Linked DNA regions of Homo sapiens: region 1 is linked to region 2. A link is a contact called in ENCODE Hi-C or POLR2A ChIA-PET data. All regions are on one chromosome and are shown on one strand. The core of a region is the stretch at or near the end of the contact, and the rest is flanking DNA. Distances in the headings are between cores, read along the strand shown. Region 1 has its middle 150 kb from the start of PTPRM. Region 2 has its middle 140 kb from the start of LRRC30.

What was found. A loop is a pair of places that touch in the nucleus more often than their neighbours do. ChIA-PET counts read pairs that join two places held with the same protein, here RNA polymerase II (POLR2A). Pooled maps may share reads with other maps.
Region 1: a loop to region 2 is called in a map of heart right ventricle, with 2.6 times the contacts of the local background. The contact joins two enhancer-like sites. A Hi-C loop is called at or near these places in 5 of 168 maps with a recorded cell type or tissue (Caco-2, heart left ventricle, heart right ventricle and 1 more), 1 of 37 single-sample maps with no recorded cell type and 5 of 50 pooled maps. POLR2A ChIA-PET finds 5 or more read pairs at or near these places in 3 of 52 experiments (H1, PC-9 and WTC11).

Annotation. Positions count from the first base shown.
Region 1 is chr18:7,412,343-7,417,980 of GRCh38, forward strand. No RefSeq gene overlaps it. Among named protein-coding and RNA genes, the nearest start is that of PTPRM, 150 kb to the right of the region's middle. Within about 2 kb of position 2,314, at least 7 of the 41 ENCODE cell types and tissues checked have a DNase peak (open chromatin) inside an H3K27ac peak, as active enhancers do; they include heart right ventricle, where a contact is called at or near this core.
Region 2 is chr18:7,366,646-7,372,069 of GRCh38, forward strand. No RefSeq gene overlaps it. Among named protein-coding and RNA genes, the nearest start is that of LRRC30, 140 kb to the left of the region's middle. Within about 2 kb of position 3,954, at least 15 of the 41 ENCODE cell types and tissues checked have a DNase peak (open chromatin) inside an H3K27ac peak, as active enhancers do; they include heart right ventricle, where a contact is called at or near this core.

The DNA of each region.
Region 1 (5,638 bases), core at 1,064-3,563, 44 kb after region 2:
TAATATAGTGGTTTCTAATTTCTTTTGATTAATGTTACATGATATGTAATTTTTCATATCTTTAATTTCAACCTACCTATACTTGAATATATCAGATATGTTATAATGAATATATTATATTCGGTGAGTTTATTTTAGTCAATGTGTAGTTGGACCAATTTTTTTTTTTTTTTTTTTTTGAGATGGAGTTTCGCTCTTTTTGACCAGGCTGGAGTGCAGTGGCACGATCTTGGCTCACTGCAACCCCCGCCTCCCAGGTTCAAGTGATTCTCCTGCCTCAGCCTCCCGAGTAGCTGGGATTAGAAGCGCCCACCACCACGCCCAGCTAATTTTTTTTTTTTTTGTATTTTTAGTAGAGACAGTGTTTCACCATGTTGGCCAGGCTGGTCTCAAACTCCAGACCTCATGATCCGCCTGCCTCAGCCTCCCAAAGTGCTGGGATTACAGGTGTGAGCCACCGCACCTGGCCATATCTGTTTTTTAATTGGTGTATTTAGAGCAATTAAATTTACATTTAATTTAACTATTAATATGTTAAGGCTTAATTCTGCCATTTTACTATCTTTCATTTGTCCTCATTTTCTGTTCCTTTGTTTCACTTTTCCTGCCTTTCTGAGGTTACCTGAACATTTTTTAGAATTTCATTCTGATGTATGTAAATTTCTGAGGATATATTTTTGGGTAGATATTTCTGTGGTTGCTCTAGGTCTTACACTTTACGTATATAAATTTTCACTGCCCATTAGTGTCAACATTTTATGTCTGAGTAAAGTGTAGAATCCTTTCCTCCATTTAAGTTACATTTTCCCTCCCCTACTTTATAGTATAATTAGCTTAAATATTTTCTGTACATATACTGAGAACCAGATCAGACAATGTTATACTTTTTGTTTCAATCATCTAACATAATTTAGAGCATTCAAGAGGATAGTCTATTATATTTATCTTTTTTTTTTTTTTGAGACAGAGTCTCACTCTGTCTCCCAGGCTGAGCGCAGTGGTGTGATCTCGGCTCACTGCAAGCTCTGCCTCCTGGGTTCACGCCATTCTCCTGCCTCAGCCTCCTGAGTAGCTGGGACTACAGGCACCCGTCATCATGCCCTGCTAATTTTTTTTTTGTATTTTTAGTACAGACTGGGTTTCACTGTGTTAGCCAGGATGGTCTCGATCTCCTGACCTCGTGATCCGCCTGCCTCGGCCTCCCAAAGTGCTGGGATTACAGGCGTCAGCCCCCGTGCCTGGCCTATTTATCCTTATTTTTTTATTGTTCTTTCTTCATTTCTAATACTCCATATTTCCTTCTTTTATTATTTCCTTTGTGTTTGTTTGTCTCCAATAGGCATTCAGTACATTTCTGGACGTACAACAGGGCTACGCCTGGATAAACCCATTGAAGGTTGAAAATACTGGAAGTTGAAAATGCACTTTTTGACTTACAATATTTTCAACTGACTATATACAATATATAGTCATACTGTATACACTATATGTATAGTTTTATAGATACATAGTTTTATAGACATGCATATAATCTACATTGAATTGCAAATTATAATGATTTTTATTTTGTGGATTTTATTTTTTAAGAATTTTATTCATTATCCAAATGTATTATTATTTTTTTACTTGACAAGTAAAAATTGTATATACTTATGGTGTATGACACACTGTCTTGGTATATGTATACACTGTGGAATCGCTAAATCTGGCTATTTAACATATGCATTACCTCACATACCATTTTTGTGGTGAGAACACTTCAAATCTGCTGTCCTAACAGTAGTCAAGTGTACAATATGTTGTTATTCGCTGTAGTCATCCTGATGTACGTTGAATGTCTTGAACTTACTCCTCCTGTCTAACTGAAATTGTGTGTCCTTTGACCAACATCTCCCCAGTCCACTCCCTGCCCCAGCCATTCTACTCTCCTCCTGTGAGTCCAATTTTTTTTTGGTTCCACATATAGTGAGATCATGCAGTGTTTGTCTGGCTGTGCCTGTCTTATTTCTCTCAGCATAATATCCCAAAACACTCTTGATGCCTATTTTGTACCCAGCACTGGGATGAATGCTAGAGCTACTGCCATACTTGCTAGTCAGAGGAGGTCCTGGAGCTGCATTCAGGTTCATCCTTGGCAGTAAGAAGACAGCATAACAGGGCACAGTGATCTGAGCAAAATAAACTGGTGACCTGGCAGAGCACAGGGAGGAGGGGGCTGCTCTAGACTGAGGGATCCAGGAAGGCCTCACTGAACTCTAAGGAGGTGACTGTTAGCCAGGACCTAGCAGATGACAGGAAGTTGGTCTTATGATGAGAATTCCAAGCAAAGGGAACAGCATGTGCCAAGGTTCTGAATTGCAAAAGAACAGAGAGAAGCCAGAGAAGCGGGTGGGACAAGCAGGCACAAGCCAGAGTCTCACAGCCTTCCAGGCCACCGGCAGACAATCCAGATTCACAGCAACACTCTCAACAAATGAACTCCAGGGGCAGAATAAAACTGTACATTACTGCAAAATTGGCAGTGTATGAATTTAAAATGGCCCTGCTTTTTGCTGCCACTGGTAAGGTGCTTCAACCTAGAGAATGTGCAGAGAAAGACAAGAAGGAAAGAAAAGAGAATGACAAAGACAAGAAGGAATGGAAAGAGAATAACAAAGAAAAGGAGGAGGACAGAAGATGGCCAGAGAAGTGGGAAGTGATAAAGAAATGGAAGCCCCCACATGCTGGAGCCTGCTCTCTTGAGCCACAACTTCAGGACCCCAGACAATTGTCTGCTTTCCGTGGGGAAGTACCTGCTGGCATCCTGGAGCTGCTACTTAAGCTAGGGTTACCCAAGGGCCCCCAGGGGGATGGGGGGAAACCTCAAAAGTATTCTAGTGTTTCCTGGCCTAAACCAGATCAAGACCAAACAAAGGACTTTCTCTTCAGGGGCGGTGTCAGTATTAAAGCCAAAGATAACCCTCTCTGCAAAAAGGACAGCTCAGAAACAGGCCAGATGCTTCACCCAGGAGGCAGCCAAGTGGTGGGAGGGGGATGGAACTTTATCAGGATAAGAAGATCCAAGTTCAGCTCCCTTTCTGAAGCAATGAGTGATCTTGTGTAAGTTACTTTATCTCTTTGAGTCTGAGTCTGCATCTTTCCTTTTTTTTTTTTTTTTAAGAAACTGGATCTCACTTTATTGTCCAGGCTGGAGGGCAGTGGTGTGATCTCAGCTCACTGTACCCTCGAACTCCAGGGCTCAATCGAACCTCTCACCTGAGCTTTGCAAGTAGCTGGGACTATAGGCATGCACCATCATGCCCGGCTAATTTTTGTATTCTTTGTAGAGATGGGATTTCAGCCTTGTTGCCCAGGCTGGCCCCAAATTCCTGGGCTCAAGCGATCTACCTGCCTCCCACAGTGCTGGAATTACAGGCGTGAGCCACTATGCCTGGCCTGCATCTTCCCATCATTAAAATGGAAACAATAGTACCTGTTTACAGGCTTGCTGTGAGCTCAGCCTGGTCAATACTTCCGGGGCCTAATTTCTGTATCTGTAAAATTGAGTTAATAATGCCCACCTTTCCTAACTCACAGGCCTATTGTGAGCCCGAAACACTTTGGACTTTAGAACAAACGCTTGACAAAGGAGGAATGGCATTATGATCTTCACTTTCCATGCTAACTTAAAGGTCAAGGGAGTCAGAGTCCTGAAATTATCATTGTCCAGAGCAGGTTCAGCAGACTATTCCTGTAAGGGACCAGAGGATAAATATTTCAGCCTTTGAGAGCCATACAAACTCTGTCACAATTATGCAGCTCTGCCGTGGCATGAAAGCAGCCACAGACAATGAATAAATAAATGAACGTGGCTGAATTCCAGTAGAACTTTATATGCTCACTGAAATTTGAATTTCATACAATTTTCACATCAAAAATGTTATTTTTTCCTGGCTAACACGGTGAAACCCCATCTCTACTAAAAATAAAAAAAATTAGCCGGGTGTGGTGGTGGGCGCCTGTAGTCCCAGCTACTTGGGAGGCTGAGGCAGGAGAATGGCATGAACCCGGGAGGCAGAGTTTGCAGTGAGCCGAGATTGTGCCACTGCCCTCCAGCCTGGGCGACAGAGCAAGACTCTGTCTCAAAACAAAACAAAAAAACAACAAAAAAAGTTATTTTTTTTCCGAACATTTGAAACTGCAAAAAGAAAAACATTTCAACTGGTGGACCGTAGAAAAACAAGCAGCAAAGTAGAGTAACCCATGGGCCATAATTTGCCAAATACCTGTTGTAGAATTCCACCATTACTGGCCATTACTGGCCACATCTCTAGTACAGCAAAAACTCCCTGGAGATTCATTTAGTGATACAGATGTGAAAATTGAGAATTCAATCATTTCATGGGAAGAACAGTTTTAGAATTTGTCCAATAGGGTCACCTTCAGTGAGAGGGTATGCAGGCTACCATTAATTCAACATTTGAAGATATCGACCTATCAGCACACCTAGATCCAAGCTAATGATGAGGGAAGAATGTTCACTGAAAATCCCATCTGTCTGAAAATAGAGACTTGAGACCTCATCAGTTGCTTTAAGGGAAAAAGTATCTGTGGGCAGGAACCTCAAGTAAGTCACTAGGAGCATGCTTGTATGCATTGTTAAGACACACTGCTATCGAATTGGTTCATAGCCACCTTGATCATTTTGGTTAAGAACACTAACCACCGGCCAGAATCTCTTCTATGCCTGCACCTTTGATAAGTGTTTTCTTGGTTTACAGCCACTGCTGAACTTACTCTGCTACAGTTCTCAACAAGACCCTTGGACTTGGGGGCTCCTATTAAAGAGACTTTGTTAAGAAAAAAACAACGGGAGGCTAAAGCGGGCAGATCATGAGGTCAAGAGATTGAGACCATCCTGGCCAACGTGGTGAAACCGTGTCTCTACTAAAAATACAAAACTTAGCTGGGCGTGGTGGCTCATGCTTGTAGTCCCAGCTACTCAGGAGGCTGAGGCAGGAGAATCGCTTAAACCTGGGAGGCAGAGGTTGCAGTGAGCTGAGATCGTTCCACTGCACTCCAGCCTGGCGACAGAGTGAGACTCCATCTTAAAAATAAAAAAAAAAAAGCATCTTATACAAAAAAATCTGTAGTTGTATCTCCCCAGATTTTAATCATTAATTTATTTTTTATTTATTTTTGTCAAAAGGTAGTCGCAATATAGACCATATCTGTTAGTAAATTACCTGAAGACTCTCTGTCTCTGCTCTGGACTTTTTTTTGTCAGTGGTCCATCTTTTTGATATACATCTTTGTGAGGTGACATTTACAAAGCTTGCCAAGGTCCCCAGTGACCTCCACACTAATAAATCCAGGGATGTTTAGAGTCCTCAGTTCACTTGGCCTGTCACCTGCATTTTCCAATCTGGACCATTCCATCTCCCCTTTGGCCCTCATGATACCACACTTTTTTCTGGGTCTCCTTGCACGCTTGCCTTCCTCCACCCAACTGTTCATGCAGGAGTTTCTCGGGCTAAGCTCCTCCTCGTGTCACTTTATCTCCTGAACAATCTCTCCCATACTTTGGGCTCCAGTCTAGGGCAAGAGGACTGGTCTGGCCTGGGGATACACGACTGTGACTCACTTCAGCAACTATGCA
Region 2 (5,424 bases), core at 2,704-5,203:
AGTTAATAAGTGGCAGAGCCAGGATTTGAACCAACACCGTTTGGCTCCTGAGCCTGCACACAGAACCACAGCACTGCCCACCTGGAACTGTGCACCGACAGCCTGAGCTGCACAGACTCTAAGCTGCTGCCCCCTCTGGCTTATCCCAGCAGGCTGTCTGCCGCCAAGCTTAGCCTCCATGTGTCATTTGTATCCCCATGGGAAGATCAGGGTAGCCACCAACAGGGTAGTTCCTGGCAGCAACTCAAGAAAGGTACAGGAGCTAACAGGCTGTGGCGACCAGCAGGCCCCATCCCATGCCCCTCGGCCCCTGTTCCAGCTGCTGCTGTGGATGGCACGACTTGCCATGCTGCCAGTGGTGCCACTCCAAGTGCCCTCTGCATCTTTTACTCCTTTTAGCCCCAGGTCTTTCTTCAACGCCCCCAGAGCTCACTCAGCCAAACAAGACAACCCTGAAGTGGGGAGAGAGAAGGAGAGGGAGCCATCCATCAGAAAGGGTTGGGAGTCAGTGACTAGAAAGAAATAGAAGGAAACCCAGAGGCATATCTATAATTTCCTTAGCGGGACCCCAGTGGAGACTGAGCCCCAGTTAGCCACGGGTCAGGCAGTTCAGCAACACCTGGCCACCATGTGAATTTCGCCATCCCCCCTTTCTCTCCCGACTTCTTTCTCTTGCTTCCTGGAGTTACCTAACAAATAAACTACCCGTGCACAAGCTCTTGTTTCCTGTGGAGGAAACCAAACTCAGGTCTGCAGGCACTCCCAGGCAATAGCAGTACTGGCAGAAATAACCAAGTCACTAGAACGGGCTCCGAGCGGCTCCCTGAGTGCCTGCCTCCACTCAGACACCTCGTTGTCCTTGCTTGCCCCTCTGCTAGATGGCGGTCGGGTTCTCTGAAAGTAGAAGCTACTTTGGAGTTTGGAGGACAGGATGGGCTTTGCAGATGGGCACCTGTTTTCAAAAGGAGAGGACAAAGCAGGATTGGGTAGAAAAAGTCCAAATGCAACTCAGGCCCTACCAAGCCAGCAGGGGGGGTCTGGAGCACAAATCACCCTCAGTGTTATCCTGGGTGGGGCCAAAATGGCCAAATGGCTGGGCCTTTATACCCTCTCCTTGCTGGGTAACTGACTGCAAGTTGCCCAGGAAGGGTGAGACCCTGGTAAGATGGCTCTCTGCAAGCTCTTTCCTGAGGGGACCTGGGAGGTGCAGCTGTGTCTGGTGCACTGTAAGACAATGCTGTTTGCTGGTGGACACGTCTGTGCCCTGCTCTCCCGCTGAGGGCGGAGACCTGATGTTTTGTCTTCAACAACTGGAACATCCCCTAGCATGAGTGGACAGCCAATAGGGGTCAAATGATTTAATAGCTAGTATTAACTATGGAAAAGCCCGGCCAGGCGCGGTGGCTCACGCCTGTAATCCCAGCACTTTGGGAGGCTGAGGCGGGTAGATCATGAGGTCAGGAGTTCAAGATCAGCCTGGCCAAGATAGTGAAACCATGTCTCTAGTAAAAATACAAAAAATTAGCCGGGCATGATGGTGGGCACCTGTAATCCCAGCTACTCGGGAGGCTGAGGCAGAGAATTGCTTGAACCCAGGAGGCGGAGGTTGCAGTGAGCCGGGATTGCGCCACTGCACTCCAGCCTGGGTGACAGTCTCAAAAAAAAAGAATAATAATAATAATGGAAAAGCTCCCAAAACAAGCTTCATTTTACAGGAAGAAAATATTGGAGCCCAGAGGGATTAAGGAACCCGCCTGAGGTCACACAGCTAGGAAGGGCAATGCAGCATCTAAAGCACTTCTTTGACCCCCAAGTCCTTAATCCTTCCTCTGCTCTTAGAAACCTGAACCAACAGTATTAAACATTTTCTCATTTTGATTCTCTGCTGGATACCTGCAGCCTGCCAGATTTCCAGCCATATTAAAAATAATAATGAAAAAAAATATCCAGACCCATTAATCAGCTCTGTTCCCCAGGGCTTGGAAGGACACAGTTTCAATGCTCTGCACCCAGTCAGGAGGGAGGAGGCTGAGCTGTCACCATGCAACTTTCAAGAACTGTGGTGACTGGAGGGAGCCAATCACCATAGTTCTTGAAAGTTGATCCCAAGCTCTGGTTTTAAAAAAGACTGTTTAGACCAAGTTCACATGCTTATGCCTCTGGGTTGATGAAATGATCAGCCCATACCATTTCTAAGCAACTCTCCCAACTCTGGGGAGTCACATTCAAAGGCAGGAAGGTCCTTTGGAACAAAACTATAGTAGAGCTGGGGACACCCAAGGAACAAAAAGGGTTACATATTTATCTACCTGCAGTGCTCCATTGTGGGTTCCAAGAGGTCTGCTCTTTTTCTTGCCAAGACCAGAGGGATGTGCCATGTTACCTTGACCATTTAGAGATGGAAACCACACTGTGATTAGAGACCTGGTCTATCACAGATTCTATCCAGCCCCAACCCCAAACACTGACAGATCAAGCCACCAGCTGCCATTCCAGGGGAATCAGATGACGAGTTCCTAAGTTTGGCCATCTGCAGGATGTAAGAAGAATAGAAGGAAGCTGGGCTTTGGCAGCCTGTGTTTATAATTAGCAGTGTAATGGTTTTCAGGGTGCTCGCTGAACGGAGCGTGCGTATTCCTGCTGCACCGCTGTATTGTGATCAGGGCGCCTGATTATTACAGATGTGTGTATGGAGCCAAGCACCCATTCCTATGAGGAAAGCTAAATAGGTGCCCTATTTAGGTCATGCCCATCAGGCTCAGTGGAGTTACCATGATGGGCAGGCAGAAAAGCCCGTAAGTCCAAGGCATGCAGGGGCCTGGGCGTGTTTACAGCACTCACATCGTAGGTCCCTTATTATTAATGTTTACTCTGTGCCACTGTTTGGACCCCATTTCCCTGAAATATTTCTAAATCAATGAAAAAAAAAAGTTAGAGCACAGCTGGGTTCTTTGACCTCCCTGGAAAGCAACTCCCAGAAAAGACTTCACCCTCTCCCATTCCAGTGTGCAGGAGCCATTCCAGCGGACAGGACCGTACACGCAGGTGCTGAGGAAGATGCGACTATCAACAAGGCCGCTACCCTCAAAGTGAGGAGGGTCCCCCGCTGCAGCAAGCCATGGCTCCTTATCTGCCTGGCTGATCCTGTGCCCCTTCTCACGTGTGTGGTTTCTCAGATGGATTGTGCAGACAGTGGGGGGGTAGGGGTTCCACCGGAGGAGCACAGTGGCTACTGAGAACACCTTTTCAGGAAGCATCCATCTAGGTGTGGGGACAGAGGGCATGAGGGCCGCAGGCAAACACAGGCTTGCACACAAATGCAGGTTGCCTTCTTCTTTTATCTGCAAGACACAAGGAAATGATCAGGAAGGTCAGAGGGCTCTGGGGGCTCAGGATACTGAGGATGGGCAAGAAACAAAAGGACGATGCTGAAAGGAACTCACTATTTAAGACCCATCCACTTTCCCTCCCCGGCCAGGTGTCTGACTCGCTCCAGACTCACAACCTGAGGACCTGGCCCCAGTCCACACTCTGCCCTGAGCTGCTCTCCTCCCTCTCCTCTTCCCCTGTCACAGCTTCCCCCACCATCCCTTCCTCCCTGGCCTTATTAATGACATGTAAATATCACTCTGATGACTTTGCTGGTATAATCGGTTACCAGCATATTCTGCAAAGGATTCAATTAAAATGGAACCAGAGATCAGAGAGGCCTGGGAAGATGGGGGGCTATTGCCAAATTCTTCTGACTGGGGGAAAGCAGCACTCCCCACCTGTGCCACCCAGAAATGGTGGCCGGCCTGGTGACAGCAGCCAGGGCAGCTTAAGCAGGACACAGCAACCACCCTCAGAAACCCCCCGGGGCTGCTGCTGGTGGGAGAGTGTCCTGAGAAGAGCAGGAAAGTCATCTGCTTTCAGGAGAAGACGTCATTTTTTCCCAGCTGCTGATGGGAGGGGGCGGGGTAGGGACTCATAAAGGCAGGCACAGCCAGATATGGCCAGCGTTTTGAACAAACATCTTATGCCTTGTTTAAATCAGAGACAGTGCAGATAAAGATGTATTTCGTCCAACTCTTTGCTCAGGCTTTAGCCCTAATTCTATCGCAAACAATGTTCATTGTTTAATGTCTTTATATTCAGAAGTTGTTCCCATGCATATCTGCAAGGGAAGAAGCAGAATGCTGATAGCATTTGTGAGCCGTGCTGGCCCGGCAGGTTTCGGGAAGAAGAATGAGATCAACGCTGGAGTGGGAGGGCCCCACTCAGGGACCGGATTCTGTGCAGAGGCCAGACCTCAAATGACATGGACAGCTCCACGCTGCCTGCTCCTAGGTCCCACAGAGCAGAGACGGAGCAGCTAGGACCACAGAGGCCTTTTCCGGAGCCAAGTCCTGGCAAGGAGGCCAGGTGGAGGAAGAGGAAGGGGCGCGGCTTCCTGTCTGTGTATGACTCCTCCAAAGTAGGGCCCTGGCCTGGGCAGGAAAAAGATGGCCTTCTCTGATACGAATGCTATTTAATTGTTGGAAACAATAGATCAGGGTCTTGGTAAAGGCATTATTTGAACTCAAATGTTTTGCCGAGTTATGAAAAAGGTGATTATGTGATCTTGATCTGATTAGGGTGGAACGGAGCTAAATGATGGATGAAGCAATTGCTTTTTTGAAATACCAAAATTACAGCAAGGTTGGGCTTAATCTTTGCAGCTATTCACTGAGATTTCTGAAACAGTTCAGGGTAGAGTGCAAATAGTATATTAAGAAGAAAAGAATAAAATATATTTGCAGTGGAACCTTATTGCTACCTATCCCAGATGGGGTGCACTTAGGAGGCCCTTGGGCAGCTGGCCCGGGTGTGAGAGAGAGAAGCATGGCCCGTGGGTGAAGCGCAGAGTAGAGCAATGGAGGCGAATGTGGAAGACAGAATGTGACGCTGGATGTGGCCCAGGAATCAGGCCTCTCCTTAAGTCTCCAGACGAGGAAACAGAGCTAAAGCATCTTGCTGCAAGGCCGTCGATATATTGATGGCACCACCAGTCGCAGGCCCAGTTCTTCTAACTCCTAGTACAGGGATCACAGAGAATTGGGCCGAGCACCGGGGGCTCCTGGAGGGGGCTCCATTCCCAGGGTGGTGCCAGGTGGGTGAGGCCTAGCTTGGAGAGAGAGAGAGAAAGACAGAAACTGAATTGGTGATGAAATTCAAAAGGTTAGATTGGTGATAAAAGAAGATCAAATGCAAGAATGCAGGGAGGAAGGAAGGAAGGAAGATAGGTGAGGTCAGAGAGAGTGCAGGGCTAGAAGACATGTGCTGGCAGCATGAGGGTTCAGGATGGGTCCCTAGGGTGACAGTCACAGGTCCTAGATGCTCTCCCACCAGGGTATGGCCACAGTGATGCCACTGTACCCCTTAGAAATTTGAAAGTAAGGCTGG